Linked DNA regions of Homo sapiens: regions 1, 2 and 3 are each linked to region 4. The links are chromatin contacts, found by Hi-C or POLR2A ChIA-PET in ENCODE. All regions are on one chromosome and are shown on one strand. Each heading gives the region's core, a stretch centred on a gene start or an enhancer-like site at or near the end of the contact. The rest is flanking DNA. Distances are from core to core; before and after follow the strand shown.

Region 1 (2,724 bases), core at 52-2,551, 160 kb after region 4:
ACAACACCCACTTGCAAACTTAATAGGAGAATATATTTCACTTACAGTAATAACAAAAAGGATAAAATCTCTTGGAATGCAGCTAACAGGAAATGCATGAGATCTATATGAAGAAAACTTTAAACATTGATAAAAAAAGCAATTAAAAAAACTGAACATGGAAAAGGCATTCCCTGTTTGTTCTAGTTACTATTAAGATAACAAATAAAATTATCCTAAAGTTTAGGGGCTTAAAACAGCCATTTCATTTTACTGACAAATTCTGTGGGTCAGAGGTTAGACAGAACACAATAGGAATGGCTTTTATCGGCTCCATGATGTCTGGGGCCTCAGGTGGGAAAACTCAAATGACTTGTGGTGATTCAACATCTTCAAGTGGCCCAGTGACTCAGGCTGGAATCATCCTGAGGCACCTTCACTTTCTTGTCTGACAGTTGATGCTTGCGGTTGGCTAGGACTTCAGCTGGGGCTGATAACCAGATGCCCTACACACACCCTGCCCTTGCATTCCTCACAGCATAGAGGCCTCAGGGTAGTTGGACATCTTACATGGTGGCTCAGGGGGTACAGAAGTGAGTGTGCCAGTGAACAAGGAGAAAGTTGCATCACTTTTTACAACCTAGTCTTAGAATTCACACAGTGTCACTTCAGCTGCATTCTACCAGTTACAACTCAGAGACAAGATGGCTCAGGTTAAAGGGGCGAGGACATAGACCCCATTTCTTAATGAGAGGAGTATCAAGGCCACATTGTGGGATAGGAAATATTGTTGCAGCATCTTTGGAAAACGTAATCTGACATGCATGTTCTTGGATGAAACAGCTTGCCATCATTTGAATCTCAATTTTTTATTAGTTAATATATAAATCTTATGTGAATGTCCCCACGCCCAACTTACATGTAATTGTTGTCCAGTACTTTAGCATTCTTTTTTTTAACTGTAAAACTTAGTCATTTATGGAGTCCCGGCCTTGCAAGGGTTGGAGCCCCCTCCAGTGCATGCTGAAAAATTTTTCTCTTGGTTTCTCAGAGGATTATGGAGTCCGCCTTAAGAAAGGCAAGCTCCGGACACTCTGTAAAGTAGAATGGCCCAAGTTTGGAGTTGGGTGGCCCTCTGAAGGGTCATTGAATCCTACAATTGTTCAAGCCGTGTGGCGGGTTGTTACCCAAGCTCCCGGCTATCCTAATCAGGTTCCCTGTAAAAATCAATGGTTAAGTTTGGTCAGGAATCCTCCTCCATGGCTCCGTTCATGCGCCATTCACAATTCCACCTCCAAAGTCCTCCTGAGCCAGGCCGCGTTTTCGCCTCAACCCTCTGCCGGTTCGGCTCCCCCTGTACTGCCTCCCTCTGAAGAAGAGGAGAGTCTCCCTCACCCAGTCCCACCGCCTTACAACCAACTTGCTCCCTTAGGGTCGTCCCATATCTCCTTGACGACGTCCCCTGTGGGCTCGCCACCCATTGCCTCTCGACTGCGGCCGCGGCGGGAGGAAGCAGCCCCTCTACTACCACTGAGAGAGGCACAAGTCCCTCCGGGTGATGAGCGCTCAGCCCCCTTCTTGGTTTATGTCCCTTTTTCTACTTCTGACTTGTATAATTGGAAAACCCAAAATCCTGCCTTCTCTGAAAAGCCCCAGGCTTTGACCTCACTGTTGGAGTCCATACTCCAGACCCATCGGCCCACCTGGGATGACTGCCAACCGCTCCTTTTAACTCTCTTTACCTCTGAGGAGAGGGAGCGTATCTGGAGAGAGGCCAGAAAGCACTTCCTTGCATCAGCCAATAGACCGGAGGAGGAAGCTAGAGACCTCCTTGAGAAGGTCTTTTCCTCTACCCGGCCTAACTGGGACCCAAATTCCTCAAGTGGAACGAGAACTTTGGACGATTTTCACTGGTATCTCCTCACGGGTATTAAGGGAGCCGCTCGGAAACCCATAAACTTGTCTAAGGCGACTGAAGTCATCCAGGGGCCCGATGAGTCACCAGGAGCGTTTTTAGAGCACCTCCGGGAGGCTTATCGGATTTACACCCCTTTTGACCCGGCGGCCCCCGAAAATAGCCGTGCTCTTAATTTGGCATTTGTGGCTCAGGCAGCCCCAGATATTAAAAGAAAACTCCAAAAACTGGAGGGATTTGCTGGAATGAATATCAGTCAGCTTTTAGAAATAGCCCAAAAGGTTTTTGACAACCAAGAGTTTGAAAAACAAAAACAAGCAACACAGGCAGCTGAAAAGGCTGCTGATAAAGCATTCAAAGGACAAACAAAAATCTTAGTGGCGGCTATCCAAGAGGTACAGAATGAAATGGCCCGTTAATTTGGACAGACACAGAAGAACAGGCTTTTCGAAACCTGAAAAAGGCATTAACTGAAGCCTCTGCTTTAGCCCTCCCTAATATCTCAAAGCCGTTTCACCTGTTTGTCCATGAAAGCCAGGGAGTTGCTAAAGGGGTGCTTACTCAGACTTTAGGACCCTGGAGACGCCCAGTGGCCTATTTATCTAAGAGACTGGATCCCGTGGCCTCTGGATGGCCAAGTTGCCTGCGAGCAGTAGCAGCTACAGCAAGCCTAGTCCAAGAGGCTGATAAGTTAACTCTGGGCCAAAATTTAACCCTTACAACTCCTCATGCCATAGAGACTTTACTTCAAAGTGCTTCTGGCAAATGGATGTCAAATGCTCGCATCCTGCAGTATCAGTTTACTGTTAGATCAGCCTCGTTTGACTTTC
Region 2 (2,720 bases), core at 14-2,513, 140 kb after region 4:
GCTATAAATGAGTCATTTAAAATTAACTCCCAGTCCCTGTCTTTTCCTCCGCTTTCCAGAGGAACTATTTCTGAACTGTCCCAGTGAAAAGTATTTTTGCCTGTGTTGAGCTTTGAGAGGGATGTATTTTTAGAACACCAATATTACACTATCACCCATAGGGTAGACATAAAAAAACACTGCTTTTTGCTGATGAAACTTAGTGACCCCGTCCCTTGGAGTTGGCACATTCAACTGTCTGCTGCCTACCAAGGGTCAACCCACAGTCGTGAAGTGTACCAGTAAGTGCTCCACATTCCCACTGGGGCCTTCTATCTTCCTAAGAGTGTTCTCTGACAGGGCTGTTCCCTGCCCAGTGAAACAAAGGACCAAAGATTTTCTCAAAAATGTTTAAAAATTTGACCCATGTAACGCGGACACTCCACACTCACGGAAGTGGGCAGAAGGGGGAGGGGGAAAAAAAAGGAAAGAAAAGCTTCTTCAGCCTCAGCGCGGAGCAGCTGCTCTTCCTTACCCAGACGGGACAGTCGTGGACCACCAGCTTGACATTCCCAAACGCACTGGCCTGATACTCGGTGAACACCGGACGCGCGACCGTGCTGGCCGCGTTCAGCAACAAGCTGCTCTCGTCCCCGGAGACCAGAGGGCTTCTCCCCAGGTAAGTGCGGATAAGCCCCGACGGCCGGTTGTCCTGGTGGAATGTGTCCCCCTCGTTCCCCAGCGCCACGATGTGGATGGACCTGCACGGACAGAGGGGGCGAGGGGAGAAGGGAAGCACGGTCAGCGCGCGGGTCTCTCCTCGGAACAGGAAGTGCGGGGGACAGCGCGCGGCGAGGATGGGCACCAGCCCCTGTCCCTGGGGCGCACGGCACGCGCTGGAGAGAGACAATGGCAGGACGGCGGCGCGTACGTACATGATCTCAAATCCAAGGGCAGGGCGGCGACTCGGAGAAAAGCAGCGGCTCACGGCTTCGCGGGGCCCCCGGGCGGCGAGTTCACCCGCAATCCGCTCATCCCCGGCCGCGTCCCCCTCGCGCGCCTCCACCGCGGCGGGGCCGACGCAGAGCGGGGCCGGGGCCGCGCCAGCCAGCGAGCGAGCCGGGGACCAGGGCGGGCTAGCGGGCGGGGGATAAGCTGCCGCTACTCAGGGAGTGCCCGGGAACATCGCCGGGCGCGGGACCGCCGCACAGCCCCAAGTGGACGCAGCTGACCGCAGTCCCCTCTCCGCCGCGCCTCCTCGGCTGGCAGCTGTCGCCTCCTGCTGCCGCTGCCGCTGCTCCTCCTCCTCTAAGCAGAGAAGGGGGGTCGGGGAGATCGGGGCCTCCGCCCCCTCAGCGGACCGGGCGCAGCACGTGCCAGCCCCGGGGGTCGGGCGGATGCGGGGGACGCGCTCCCCGCGGAGGCCCCGGGAGCTCCGGTGGCGGCGGCTGGACACAAAGGAGCCGCCCGCGCGGGGCGCCGCGGAATATAAATTAATAAATACAACGCCCCAGCCCGAGAGCTCCCAGCCGCCAATCCGCCTGCAGCAAGTTTGTTCAACTCGCAAGGCCGTAACCAGAGCCAGGAAAGGGGGGTGGGGCGATGGGGCCCCCGCTCACTCCGGACTGGAAAAAGGAGGTTAGGGAAGCTAGGGATTCCAGCCCGAGTGCCGCCCCAGCAACCCGATTTCCCCCCCTCTTGGCCTTGACCGAAAGTGCTTTACCACGTCTGCCGCTTTCTCATTTGTCAACATGCGCTACAGCTGTTTTCTAAAATCATACTTGTGAGAAAAAATAAAGGCAACATTCATGCTGCTGCAGAAAGAGTTCTTTGTTCACACACCAATTAATTTGCTAATGTCGCCTTGGGGGGATTATTTACTATTTCAAGCTATATTTAGCGTATTTTACCGAAAACTTCAGGATTTTAAATGCTGGGATTTTTAGTGTGATCGTTTTTAAAGGAAGTTATGTATGGGGGTTTAACGTGTTGGTAAGTTAAATGCCAGTTTACTTGGAGATTTTTCTGTACACGTTATGGCCACATATTTAATAATAGCTCCGCAGACCAACTGAAAACATAATCACGTAAATGCAAAGATACTTTAGATTCTTTCATAATAATGCACTGAAGTAAAGGCTATGAATATCCCTAACGTGCTTCAAACTACCTCGATACAAACGAACACTGGGATCCACTTACTAACACCAAAATGGGCCAGGGATTACTCTGGGGTTAGACTCCTCCATACAGTATTAAAATTCTAACCAGTACCTTACTCTGTGTTGAAAAGAGTTCTTGCTTATCCTTTTATCTGTTTATTTTTCCCTTCTGTAAAATTGGACTGTTTCTTTTCTCAGCTGAGCTATTTTGAGGGTATGAAAGAGGGGGTATTGAGTAGGGCAGTAAAAAAACTAGGGCAACAGCTTTTTATTATGGGCCCTTATTGCTCGGTTGAAAGTAGTTTAATAGTTTCTCGTGCTCAGAGAGGATATAATGGGAGATATTCTTTATGTGGTCACTGTTTTTTTTTTTAATCTAATTTCCCTTTGCATTTTCTACGATTTCTCTTTGAGTCTCTAGAACCTAAACCATCCTTAAAAATTCCAGCATGCAAGATCACTTTTTCTCTTGGGTTAATAGAAAATATATTTTCTCATCAGTCTTTTCCGGAAACCCATAAGTCAAAAACAAAGACACTAGAATGGATGAATGGATAAAGAAAATGTGGTATACACATG
Region 3 (2,855 bases), core at 105-2,604, 240 kb before region 4:
ATGCTATACACTCTGCTATCTATATATTTTACATGGGCCATTTCTCTTGTAATTGTTGCGATAACCCCATGAGACAGATACTACAGAACCCATTTTACATATGAGCAAACTGAGTGTAACACATTGTGAGTCACTTGCTTGAGGTCACACCACTAGTACATACCTTAAACAAGAATCCAAACTGACTCAGAAACTTGAGCAGAGAAAACAGCATTGCAAAGCATGTGGCTAGTTTTGGGAAACTGGAGAGCTCAATGTGATTAGAACACAGATCAGTCTAGAAAGATGAGGTCTTAGGGGCCCTGCAACCAGTAACTATATCTTAGACAGGCAACTCCATTACGCTTCTCCCAGGCAGAAAGCCTCTTATGGCCTGCTGCTTCAGTGGGTATTATTTAGTAAGCATAGTCTTCCTTCATTAAATCATGAAATCAGCAGTAGAGGTTTCTTAACATGTGGTTCAATGATCATATGTGTCAGAAGCCCTGGAAAATTTGTTAGAAATACAGATTTTCAAGGTACCACACAAGTCTATAGAATCAGAACCTCTTTGACCCGTAAACACTCCTTTTTAGTAACCTTTTCACGAGTTTCCTATATTCACCAAAGTTTGAGAGCCTCAGTGGTGGCAGATTTACTCAGAACTCTTCCTCTCTGGGCTCCAAGAGCTGAGCTCTCAAACTTCAATGTACATACAAATCCCCTGGGAATCCTTTTAAGAATCAGATTCTGATTCAGTGGGTTGGAGGGATAAGAGGACTGAATTCTGCCAGGTGTTGTAGACATTGCTGGTCCACAGACCACTCTAGGGGTCACAGGGTTGTAGAATATCCCACCCAGATTTCTTCTCTGCTTCTACTATCTCTCCTGCTCTTGTTTGTCTCCAGAATACTTTTCCTTGCCCAGGTTTAGTGCACCTTAAAACAACCTTCTATTTACTTACTGCCTAAAAATGTTTTACCTTTGCTGAGAGAAGATGATCAAACTGTTTTTATTTTCATACACTTATTGTTGAAAAATGGTACTTTAAAAAACATGTTTCTTGGCTCTCTGAAATTCTAGAAGAGCCTAAGAGGTCAGGCTAGTAGTATAAAAAATAGAGGGACTGATGATGACAAAAGTGTGAAAAATGAACTTTCTTTTGTGATATAATGCACATAGTCATCTGGATCAATTAACATTTTCTTCAACACACTCTTTTAAATAACATAACGAAACTAACAGCCCTGCCATCTCTGGAGTCATCAAGGATTGACTAAGGAGGAGTCTTAGTCAGAATAAATCTCCTTATTTAGAACTTAAAAACCTGAGCTCTCTGGTCTCCTGTGCAGACATGCTCTGGAAGCCTCTCCTTACTGGCACTCCTGCAAGGAAAGAGCTGTGTACAACCAGCTGCCAAGGCTTCAGCTCCCTGGCACCAGGCAATGGCAAAAGCCACTCCAGCTGAAAGGCGTCTTTTGCCCTCTGGGTGAGAATGGCTGCTTTAGAAAATGGCCTTAAGTTCCTAATGGCACTAAGTTCCTAAAACTTTCTTTTTTCTCTGAGCTATCATATTTTCAAAGCATTAATCCTTGCAAAGGTGCAAGACTCCCACTTTATATTTTGCAGTGCATTTCCTAATGTGTGTCTACTAACCTGGACTCATTCCTGGCTTTGCAATTCAGTTACTTTATCTTGTGGTTCAAACACTTCTGTTTGTTGTTCCCACTTAATTCAGATAAATTAAATAGGCACTTTCAGGAAGGGGTTGGATTACCCACTCTCTATAAAATAGACAGGCCTGCATGCCAAGGATTACCTAGAGACAATTTATTTGATTTGGTGCATTTTAGGTGAAGGACATAATTTGGTCTCAAATTCCACATCTTTGCCCTGAAGTCTTAGTTCTAAGACTAAAAGAAACCACCAATCCAATTTCTAGCCTGCTGTTAAGAAGCATGCTGTCAATGTAGAGATAAATCAATACTTTGAAACAAAACTTAAGACTTTCTTTGGTACTTAATAAGCCCTTCTAGATGGGATCAACCATCTATGGGAGAAACCAAGGAGGATTCTAAACAAATTTGGGAAATACAGATGGTCCCTGACATAATTTTTTAACTTGACTATGGTGCACAAGTGATGTGCATTCAATAGAAAGAGATATGATATTATCTCTCTCCATCTCCCGCCATGCTGGACAGCAGCAATGAACCACAGTTCCCAGTCAGCCGCATGATCATGAGGGTAAACAACCTACACTCTACATTGTACTATGTTGTCACATGATTTTGTCCAGTTGTTGGCTAACATAAATGTTCTGAGCACATTTCAGCTCATCATAGCTAGGCTAAGCTATGCTATTTGGTAGCTGAGGTGTATTAAATGCATTTTCCATTTATACAATATTTTCAACTTAACAATGGGTTTATCAGGATGTAACCCATTTGTAAGTGAAGGAACATCTCTAAATATAGTTCAATTTTCTCTCGTTTCTGCTTCCCTCTTCATGACTTACCCCAGTTATTCATTTAATATTTTTTCTTTAATAGCAACTATGTATTATACACAGTTAGGATATATATATGTAACTTTAAATAAGTCAAATACAGTCCCTGCTCTCACAAAATTTATCCTCCTAGTGGAGGATATGGGAGTAAGCAATCACAATATAATAGGTTCCATTTTTTATTTACAGTAATTGCCAACCAATCTTTGCCATGATTTGATGTTTACTTTCACTCAGTAGGTTCCAGTTTACAAGGCTGGTTATTACTTCCCAGGCAGGATCACTATGCCTGCAATTTGTATAGCTGCTAGGGGACAAAATGGAGTCCTGAATTAGGTAATATATTCCCACTGGCTTTCCCCAGACA
Region 4 (2,700 bases), core at 146-2,645:
GGAGTGCGGTGAGCTGAGATCGCGCCAGTGTGCTCCAGCCTGAGTGATAGCATGAGACTCTGTGTCAAAAAAAAAAAAAAAAGTTCTTACCTCTTGTTAAGTATATCTGTTATGTAATTGATTGTATAACTTTTAGCTGTATCATTGCTCTTGTTCTATTAACCTTATGTCTAAAAAGCAAATGATGTACACTGTACTTTCCTGGCCAAAAAAAACCCCACAAAAAACAAATAAGAGAACCATTGTGAAAGTGGTTTTCAAACTATCAAGTGTAGGAAATGGTATTATCATAATGTGTACCTTATCTTATGTTCCCTCATTTAGAAAGAAATCCCTGCCCTCTACCCTTTGAGTGGGAGACACCTTTAGCAGATTTGAACTGGGTTTTTACCCTGGCATGTCTTTAGGCAAGTTTTGTAGTGACTGCAGGCTATTTCTTTGGAATATTTAGGGTCTGCTTGAGGCTGGCTTGGAACTTGGCCAGTGCTTTCCATAGAGGTGCAACACTGTACATGTAAAAAGAAAATAGATCAGAATCTCCTGTAGCTGTGCTGTCTCGTTCCTCAGCTAAAGGTCATTCTTAATCCTTCTATAGCTCCCAGAATGCTGTATGCAGTGGTTTTTTAAATGCGCCAGGGAGGAAATGGCATCTATAAAGCAAAGCAGGAAACAACCTCTTCACAGGAGCAAGAGACCACAAATGTTCCAGAATTCCATTTAAAACACTGCAAAGATGAGTTCTAGGGAAACTTATGGTCATGTTTTTCCCATAGTTAAATTTTGGAACTATATTCCTGGGTAGGATTATGGCTGGGACTTTAACCATCAGCCTTCTGTAAAAGGGAATGAAGAAAGAGGCAAGTCCATGAACCAGTGTCACCACGGACGCAGAGGATGGTATTAACCATGGCTGGGGAGTTCCCACTAAACCCAGGGACCACCAAGCTGAGATCAATGTGAGACTAACTGCTTCTCAGAAACATAGAAATCAAAAGCAACACTGAGAATGTCACACTCAGACTGTTGTGAAGCACATGGCATTGAACACTGAGAATCCGTGGGCCTGACCTGCAGAGCTGACTCCTTTCCTTAGCAGCCCCATTTCTCAGGAGGAGCAGCAAACCCCCACCTCCAGTAGAAGCCAACCAAGTCCATTTCCCATAGCCACTGGCAGCCCCTTAATCACTGAGTATTTTCCACAGGCTGGACTACATAGAACTTACCCATTCAGAGAAGGGGTTATTTCAAAACTAAAAGTAAATTTGTTCTCTGAATATGATCTCATTTCCACATTTCCTAAGCTTACCAGCAGCTTGAGTTTCCTTTTTTCTATTCATAGCAGTTCCTTCATCTACTTTTGACTCAACCCTTATCAAAGCAGGTATAGTTCCCTCAGACATTTGTCTGGAAAAACCATGTAAGTGACTCAACAACAAACAACTAAGGAAGCATGAGCACTGCTGTATCATCTTTTTGGTTTAGTATCCTTTATTTTCTAGAAGTGATGCTTTTGTATCTAGCTTCTTTGTATGTATTAGCTAATAGAACAAAAACAGAAAAATATTTACATATATATATTTTACACAAATATATATGTATATATATAAAATGTGTTGGCCAACACCCTTATAATTTACTGCATAAGTTGTACACATTAAAAGAAAAAAAAGATAGCAATGTCTCCTTTAAAAGTTATGCCAAAATTAAAACCCATGCCACTTGAAAAGGTTAAAGCATACTATTTCTAACACCTATTAAACTTCTTTGCTTTCTTAAAACATTCTGTACAGATACTGCCTAACTGTGGAAATCAGTACATCCTTTTCCTCTTTTTAGCCCCTAAAATAAAACTAGCTCCCTCAAGCCAAAAAAAAAAAAGAGGTAGGTTTTGTTTTGATTTCTTCTTATGTGGTATCTCAGCTCATGCTGAGGAAGTGGCTGCAAACGTGTTCACTGTGCCCACACTGTGGTTCCCCAGGCTTGGGGCTGGGGGATGAAGTTTTGTGAAACTTGGTTTAGCCTGGGCTTATTTTGGTGCCTGAGCCCAAATATTTCTTGCCTCTTTCTGCTCCTACTCTCATGCCACTTTTCATTCTTTATTTCTTTTCTTTCTTTTTTTTTTTTTTTCTTTTTTTGGAGACAGAGTTTTGCTCTGTCACCCAGGCTGGAGTGCAGTGGCATGATGTCGGATCACTGCAACCTCCACTTCCTGAGTTCAAGCGATCCTCCTGCCTACAGGTGCATGCCACCATGCCTGGCTAATTTTTTTGTATTTTTAGTAGAGCTGGGGTTTCACCATGTTGGCCAGGCTGGTCTCAAACACCTGACCTCAGGTGATCCTCCCACCTCAGCCTCCCAAGTAGCTGGAATTACAGGTGTGTGCCACCATGCCCAGTTTTGTTTTGTTTTGTTTTGTTTTTTTGAGGGAGCAGGTCTCGCTATGTTGCCAAGGCTGGTCTTGAACTCCTGGCCTCAGCCTCCCAAAGTGTTGGGATTGCAGGCGTGAGCCACCATGCCCAGCCTCACACCACATCTTGATGTGGGCCTTAGCTTATTTTTATGTAGCTGTTAGCCCACTTTTGTACTTGCCTTCTCAGCTTCCCTCAAGGGGCCTAGAAGGCATCAAAGTCAAGACAACTCTAAAAGTTTATTTTGACAAATAGTCTAAAGCCATGACTATCTGTTGTAGAAATATCTGGT

The links. Hi-C counts contacts between places; a loop is a spot of excess contacts on that map. ChIA-PET counts read pairs that join two places held with the same protein, here RNA polymerase II (POLR2A). Pooled maps may share reads with other maps.
Region 1: a pooled map shows a loop between it and region 4 (4-fold over the local background). The contact joins two enhancer-like sites. A Hi-C loop is called at or near these places in 5 of 50 pooled maps. POLR2A ChIA-PET finds 5 or more read pairs at or near these places in 2 of 52 experiments (BJ and GM12878).
Region 2: a loop to region 4 is called in a pooled map, with 2.8 times the contacts of the local background. The contact joins the promoter of RHOBTB3 here to the enhancer-like site in region 4. A Hi-C loop is called at or near these places in 4 of 50 pooled maps. POLR2A ChIA-PET finds 5 or more read pairs at or near these places in 3 of 52 experiments (BJ, GM12878 and MCF 10A).
Region 3: a pooled map shows a loop between it and region 4 (8-fold over the local background). The contact joins two enhancer-like sites. A Hi-C loop is called at or near these places in 4 of 168 maps with a recorded cell type or tissue (Caco-2, HepG2, cardiac septum and 1 more) and 9 of 50 pooled maps. POLR2A ChIA-PET finds 5 or more read pairs at or near these places in 3 of 52 experiments (HepG2, activated CD4-positive, alpha-beta T cell and naive thymus-derived CD4-positive, alpha-beta T cell).

Annotation. Positions count from the first base shown.
Region 1 is chr5:95,710,315-95,713,038 of GRCh38, reverse strand. It overlaps a transcript of SPATA9 not described here. Among named protein-coding and RNA genes, the nearest start is that of RHOBTB3, 20 kb to the left of the region's middle. Within about 2 kb of position 1,301, at least 13 of the 41 ENCODE cell types and tissues checked have a DNase peak (open chromatin) inside an H3K27ac peak, as active enhancers do.
Region 2 is chr5:95,729,879-95,732,598 of GRCh38, reverse strand. It overlaps RHOBTB3 (Rho related BTB domain containing 3), which reads right to left and starts at 1,263. Exons shown (of 12, transcript NM_014899.4): 1 at 915-1,263; 2 at 515-740. The coding sequence starts at 916. It also overlaps a transcript of SPATA9 not described here. RefSeq lists silencers at 901-1,280, 1,341-1,470 and an enhancer at 1,631-1,840.
Region 3 is chr5:96,112,215-96,115,069 of GRCh38, reverse strand. All of the region lies in intron 1 of LOC101929710 (a long non-coding RNA gene), which reads right to left. It also overlaps a transcript of CAST not described here. Among named protein-coding and RNA genes, the nearest start is that of MIR583, 35 kb to the right of the region's middle. Within about 2 kb of position 1,354, at least 3 of the 41 ENCODE cell types and tissues checked have a DNase peak (open chromatin) inside an H3K27ac peak, as active enhancers do.
Region 4 is chr5:95,868,871-95,871,570 of GRCh38, reverse strand. All of the region lies in intron 1 of LOC105379091 (a long non-coding RNA gene), which reads right to left. Among named protein-coding and RNA genes, the nearest start is that of LINC01554, 18 kb to the right of the region's middle. Within about 2 kb of position 1,395, at least 7 of the 41 ENCODE cell types and tissues checked have a DNase peak (open chromatin) inside an H3K27ac peak, as active enhancers do; they include GM12878, where a contact is called at or near this core.